2 separate regions of the Homo sapiens genome follow, and region 2 is linked to region 1. A link is a contact called in ENCODE Hi-C or POLR2A ChIA-PET data. All regions are on one chromosome and are shown on one strand. The core of a region is the stretch at or near the end of the contact, and the rest is flanking DNA. Distances in the headings are between cores, read along the strand shown. Region 1 holds the start of MOB3C (MOB kinase activator 3C). Region 2 holds the start of CYP4B1 (cytochrome P450 family 4 subfamily B member 1).

What was found. A loop is a pair of places that touch in the nucleus more often than their neighbours do. ChIA-PET counts read pairs that join two places held with the same protein, here RNA polymerase II (POLR2A). Pooled maps may share reads with other maps.
Region 2: a map of PC-9 shows a loop between it and region 1 (5-fold over the local background). The contact joins the promoter of CYP4B1 here to the promoter of MOB3C in region 1. A Hi-C loop is called at or near these places in 1 of 168 maps with a recorded cell type or tissue (PC-9) and 2 of 50 pooled maps. POLR2A ChIA-PET finds 5 or more read pairs at or near these places in 1 of 52 experiments (WTC11).

What each region holds. Positions count from the first base shown.
Region 1 is chr1:46,615,501-46,618,951 of GRCh38, forward strand. It overlaps MOB3C (MOB kinase activator 3C), which reads right to left and starts at 1,311. Exons shown (of 4, transcript NM_201403.3): 1 at 1,211-1,311. RefSeq lists an enhancer at 736-805 and a silencer at 1,206-1,485.
Region 2 is chr1:46,797,205-46,800,590 of GRCh38, forward strand. It overlaps CYP4B1 (cytochrome P450 family 4 subfamily B member 1), which reads left to right and starts at 1,842. Exons shown (of 12, transcript NM_001099772.2): 1 at 1,842-2,057. The coding sequence starts at 1,878.

The sequences.
Region 1 (3,451 bases), core at 61-2,560:
AGTGTTCAGGCTTTAAGGAAAGCTTAGACTAGAATCTTAGAGTTAAAATAGCCCTGATAGATCAGCTGGCCCAACTCACTTGTACAGATGGGGAAACTGAGGCCCAGATGAGGAAACTGAGGCCTAAAAAGAGGACTTGAGGAGCCTGTGTCCACATAGCAAGTTACAAGCAGAACTGGGAACTGGGATAAGGTGGGGCTCAGCTCATGACCAAGAGTAAAAGACCATTTTCCTGCACTGGCTCATCAATGGTCTGGTGGAGACAGAGAAGAGGAGGGGAGTGGAGGGACAGTGGAAGCATCTTCTCCACCAAACAGCCCAACCTGCTTCCTGTCCCCAACACACTGACTCCGCACAGCAACTGGGGTGTCCTGACCAGTGAGCTAGAGTTCCACCTTACTCCTGTGGAACTTCAAGGCCTGGGTCTCTTTCCAGGAAAATGTAAGCTCAGGGGGTGGGTGCAGGGCAGGTGCTCTTCTAGCCACAGGGTTAACTCCCTTCACTCCCCACCCCCATGCCCTCACTGAGTTTCTATCTGTCACAGAACCTCTGTCTCTCCCTGAACCACTGCCGTTCCCCGTCCTAGCCCCCATTTCCCAGTGATGGCTATCCTTTCACTCCTGGAGTGGCAGTGCCTTGCTCGTTCCCTGGGTGCGGATCTGGGCTTCTCAAATGAAGACAGCAGGCTGACCCTACCTGTTTCTGATATTTAGCCCCCTGCTAGGCTACATCTACCACTCCTTGGGCCTGGCCCAGGATCTGGGCCAGAGGATGGCCCCAGTTTGAACCCAGAATCCATCCTGGGACTCTCTCTAGGACAGAGGTCGAAGAGAAAAAGTAGAGGCGAAGACTCCACGCTCTCCTCGCGGCGCGCAGCCACCCACGCCCACCCCCGGCTTCCCTGCAACCTCAAACCAGCTCCCAGGGCCAGGAAGGTCGTAGGACCCAGAGGAGCCCGCCTGACATTTCCGCTCCCCGAAAACACGCCCCCCAACCCCTCCCCTCTGCCCCGTACTCCCCCACCCCGACAATCCCCCCCGCAACTTTCGAAGCTCTGAGCCTCGGACGCCAGCCTCAGGACAGCGGCCAGCCTGCCTTCGGGCGGGACTCTCCTCCGGACTGTGCCACGCCAGGACGGCCGAAGAAATGAAAGTGGAAGCCAGGCGGGCGGGGTGCGCGGCGAGGCCGCAGGGGCACGGCGCACACTCACGGGTCCTCTTCTGGCCGTGGGGTCACATTCCCAGCCACAGGATCGCCTTTCTCCTGCAGGTCCCGCAGTGCCTGTTCTCTCTCCTGTCAGCCTGTCCGTCTGCCTGTCCTGCCGGCCGCGGCTGCCCTCCTGCCCCGGGCGACGCCAGCTCCGCCCCGGCCCCGCCACGCCGCGGCCACGGGGCGGGGAGGGGCGGAGAAAGGGGACTCCCCTCCACTCCAGTACACAGACGCACTCGCCCCCACCTTCCCGGAAAGTCCATATGGGGCTCCCAGCTTCCCCTTGGACAAAGGACTAACTGAGCTGCCCGCCCTCTCGGTGCTTCCTTGGACCTCCACCAAGGAGGCAGCCTCAAGTTCCCAGACAGTAAAATGGGAAAACGCTCGGCTTCTTCTGGAGCAGAAACAAGAGCTGCTAGATAAGGGTGGTTTCTTTGCCCTCCTAGAATCGTCTGCGTCACACTTGTCCCGGGACCCAATAAGGGATCGGGACCGTCCTATCCACTCCCATATCCTCAGCTCCTGGCACATAGCAGGAACTCAAAACCCACTTGATGAATGAATGAATGGGTGAGTGAAGGAATAAATGAACGCCTTGGGAATCATGAGCTGAGTCCTTCACCCCTGAGGGACAAGCCCCAGAAGAGCGCTCAAATCACAAACTTCATCTCCTCACCAGGGAGGGGGCCTGGCTCAGGTTGGGCTGATTCTCCTTGCTCCTTACCCAGAGTCACCCCATTTCTTATCTCCAGACCCTTATCCCAGCTGTTCCATTTTAGAATACCTTCTCTCCCTCCTTCCTTCTGACAAATCCAAACCACTCAAGATCTGATCTGCTCTCCCTACCACCTGGGTTCCTTCGAGGACAGACAGATATCCCACCAGCATTCAATGCACACCGTGGCCCCCAGGCCCAGGGACCAGTTGGCTGCTCTGTCTGGGATGGGAGGGAAGATTGGAGGCTTTCTAGGGTAGGAAGCCCAAAGCAGAGAGCTTAGCCATAGAAGCCACTCTGGAGGGGTGGGAGGTGAGTAGATGCGGGTAGGGGAGAGCTGGAGGCCAGAGGTGGGCATTTACCATGGCACACTGGACCTCCCTTGTGTCTGGACCTTCTGTTGCTGGATGACATGAGAACACGCTAGATCCTTAACCCAGATCATATCCTTTGCAGCAACATGGGCTGGAGCTGGAGGCCATTATCCTAAGCAGACTAACACAGGAATAGAAAACCAAATACTGCATATTCTCACTTACAAGTAGGAGCTAAACAATGAGAATACATAGATACTAGGAGGGGAACAGCAGACACTGGGGCCTGCTTGGGAGTGGAGGGCGGGAGGAGGGAGGATGAGACAAAAATACCCATCAGGTACTATGCTGCTTACCTCGGTGATGAAATTATCTGTACACCAAATCCCCATGACACAGAGTTTACTTATATAACAAACCTACACATGTACCCTTGAACCTAAAATAAAAGTAAAGAAAGAATCCCAGCTCATAGAACTGTGGGTATGTTCTTTTGTTGAGCACCAATTTTTGCCCCAGTCTAAAGTTCTCTGTATTTTTATGTCTGACTCTTAACTCTCTGCCCTGAATCCCCTATAAACAAACACTTGCTTATGGAGCAAATTAAACTATGCTTCTTTATTTATTTGATATCCTAATCAATATCTTTTATTGAGTATAACTCTCCACTCATATCAGATCAGGGGACTGGGTGATAAAGCTGACCTGGTTGCCGACCTCAGGTGCTGACAGGTCAGTAAAGGGGACAACACACAGAGATACACAAGGTCACAGCTCAGTCACCCAGAAGTGAGAATGTGGTTGTGGACTGACGGACTTTGTAAGAGTCGGGGTATTTGCAGGAAGCACATGGAACACCCAGAATGGGTATGTTTAATGAAGACATTATTTACAGGTATGGTCAAGGTGTAGGGAAACCACACAGTGTATCACCAAAGGGCTCACAAGAGCAGAGGCTGTCAACCCCAGGCTGCAGGAGTGTGGGGAAGGAATGGTGAAAGTGGGAGCTATGAGGAGGGCGCTGCTGTGGCCTAAGGTGGAGGGGCATACCCAGCTCACAGCAATCATACAGGGAAGGACAGGGGGCAAGTAAGAGGCCTCACTCTCCTCCCTCTCTCCCTCCGTCTGATCTCTGGCCAGGTTTCCCCCACTAGCTGAATCCTCCCAGAAGCTAAGAACAAGGGAACCTGTTGCTGCAGCCCATAGACGTCAG
Region 2 (3,386 bases), core at 592-3,091, 180 kb after region 1:
CGGACCTAATAGACATCTACAGAACTCTTCACCCCAAATCAACAGAATATACATTCTTCTCAGCACCACATCGCACTTATGCCAAAATTGACCACATAGTTGGAAGTAAAGCACTCCTCAGCAAATGTAAAAGAACAGAAATTATAACAAACTGTCTCTCAGACCACAGTGCAATCAAACTAGAACTCAGGATTAATGAACTCACTCAAAACCGCTCAACTACATGGAAACTGAACAACCTGCTCCTGAATGACTACTGGGTACATAATGAAATGAAGGCAGAAATAAAGATGTTGTTTGAAACCAATAAGAACAAAGATACAACATGACTTGCTTTTTAAATGGTGCACTCAATGTCTCGATCCTATAAAATGAAGCACAAATGTGAAATTTCAGGAAGTGTGACAGACCAATGGAGAAGACACTTTTGGAGTTCTTTCATTGTACTCTCTTCTTGCTTTCTCTGCCTATGGGTAAGATTGGACATTATGTCTCCCCAGCAGAGGAGGAGGCTTGGTCTCTTGTGCCAGAGGGGATAAGGCAGCCATGTTGATGGCTTATCATTCTCTGAATTAGAACCTGTGATCTGAGTTCTGAGATTTGAGATCCAAGTCCACCTGATTGCTGGTTTTTTTCCTGCCACCTCCCTGCCAGACTGTCCTTGCTCTTATCTTGCTGGGAGGCTGACTTCTGCAGACTGACTCCCCAGGCTCCTTGCCATTTCACTTCTGATTGGCTTGGCTGATTGGAGACACTAGTAGGAGATGGGAGATGGCAGATGAAAGAGTTTAGGACATTTTTGCTCTGTTCTTCCACTGTTCCAGCATCACTTCTCTCGCACTAGCTGTGTTCCCCATAAATACAACCCCCACCAAGCTACAGGATCATGATTTTCTTCCCTTCTTCCTTTAGTCCTGGGGTATTGATGCATTTCTTGTTGTTTCAAGTCTCTGCATGCCACATCATATCTTGTTTGATTTCTTTAATCTGCCTGCCTCTGCAAATAACATACCCTCCCCAGGCAAGGCAGTGGTCTGAGCCAAACTTGTTCTTCCACAGAAGCCTGGGCTGTGGCACTGGGAGCTGCCAATTTCTTGCTGTGCAACTTTGGATATTTCCCTACCTCTCTTGAGCTTAAGTGGCTCCATCCAGCCAGGAGGGATTGAATTTGATGACCTCTCATCACCCTGAAAGTTCTATGTTCCTAAGTGTCAAAATGGCACTATTGTTTTAGGGGTGGAGTTGGCCCCTTTCTGACCTGGTATTTCCCTTTTGGGGCTAGAACCTTGTCTCTGAAGGTGCCTCACAAAAAAGAACTCAAAGCATTGCGAGCCTAGCATAAATGCCAGCTCTCTTAAGGGTTCACATTGAAGGGGACACTGGAAGCTTTCTTGAGAGAAAGCATAGGCAAGCTGAGCCTCAGCTTCATTATCTGGGAAATGGGTATAAAATGTGAGTGCCTCTGACCTCCTTGCTGTTTGGGTTAAATGAGATAGTATGTAAAAAGTGCCTGAAACATTCACAGTGCTTGTATGAGAAGACAGTGGTTATTATGCTGATGATTACACCAAGAATTGCCATCTGTTTGTTCTAAGGAATCAAGGTGGGATACCCATTGCCTGTTTTTTTTGGAGTCCACTATTAGGTTTCTCTTTAGCTGAATTTTGGGAGAAGGCCACTAGGCTCTCTCCTCTGTTGTTTGCAGTTTTGGAGGTTGCTGTCTCCGCCTTATGGCACTCAGCCCAGCCTTGGCTGCTGCTGGCTGCAGGGAGTGGCTAGGGCTGGACGCTGACAAGATGCATGGGTCCAGAGTATAAAGGAACCCAGGAGCAGCTGAAGGCAGGTCAGATGAAGGCTAGGTGGCTGGAACTGCAACCATGGTGCCCAGCTTCCTCTCCCTGAGCTTCTCCTCCTTGGGCCTGTGGGCTTCTGGGCTGATCTTGGTCTTAGGCTTTCTCAAGCTCATCCACCTGCTGCTGCGGAGGCAGACGTTGGCTAAGGCTATGGACAAATTCCCAGGGCCTCCCACCCACTGGCTTTTTGGACATGCCCTCGAGGTATGTGGAGGTCGGGAGGGTGGGGGAGAAAGAAAACATCCTCCCTCCTTTCAGAGAATCAGGCCTAATTCCCAGGGGGCTGTGGAGGGAGACTTCAAACTTGGGCAGGGGGATGATGTCCTGGGATCCATGGCTTCCATTCAGCTTTCCCACCGGAATTTCTCCTTCACTCCAGCCTTTCAAGCTGACTTCAGAAGTGGGGGCAACTTCCAAGTCAGGGCTCAAGCATGGCACAGACACCTTCTCCTCATTCTGAGGCCCAAAGTTTGGACCAGGTTCTGCTAAAAGCTCAGCAATGACAGAAAGGCAATGGCAGAAATCCAAAACCTCTGGATAGTACATAGAAGTAGGCAATCCATTGAAAGCTCAATCAGCGTCCGTGTTGTTGTGTGTAGTGTAAAGATTTCCATTTGTAAGGCAGGAAATGAGAGTGAGCATGAAGATGAGTACCGCCACATGACAGACCTCACCGAGTGTCTAAGCGGTTGGTGTCCCCAAAGGCAGGGCTCTCCCGGCCATGCCTATGGGTGGCTCAGGAGCCGTGACACCTTCCCAGGTTCAGATCATGGTTCGTCTTCCTGTTACTCCAGGGTGGGAACCACCTTAGCCCCTGCTCTCAGGAAGATCTCTTAGTTTCCTACTGTATTGGGGATCTAGACCAGAGGTTTCTAATTAGACACAGGGCAGGGAATTGGAATCAACTGGGAGGAGCAAATTCCTGGACCTCCAGTTCCTGGAGATTCCAATTTGTCAGATTGGAACTAGGAGTTTACATTTATAAACCTGTCCAAGTGTTAGTGTTTTGATCTGCAGCCAGCTTGGGGAATCCAGGTAGAGATGCCAGAGACTTTTCTTTCTTTCCCTCTCTTTTTCCTTTCCTTTCCCTTTCCCTTTCTTTCTTTCTTTTTTTCTTCTTTCTTTCTCTTTCTTTCTTTCTCTTTCTTTCTTTCTTTCTCTTTCTCTCTTTCTTTCTTTCTTTCCTTCCTTCCTTCCTTCCTTCCTTCCTTCCTTCCTTCCTTCCTTCCTTCCTTCCTTCCTTCTTTCCTTCCTTCTCTTTCTCTCTCTCTCTTTCTTTCTTTCTTTTTTTGATGGGGAGTTTTGCTCTCTCTCCCAGGCTGGGGTGCAGTGGCGCAATTTTGGCTCACTGCAACCTCTGCCTCCCAGATTCAAGCAATTCTCGTGCCTCAGCCTCCCAAGTAGCTGGGACCACAGGCACGCGCCACCATGCCTAGCTAATTTTTGCATTTTTGTAGAGATGGGGTTTCACTATGTTGGGCAGGCTGGTCTCAAACTCCTGACCTCAAGTGATCCACCTGCCTCGGCCTCCCA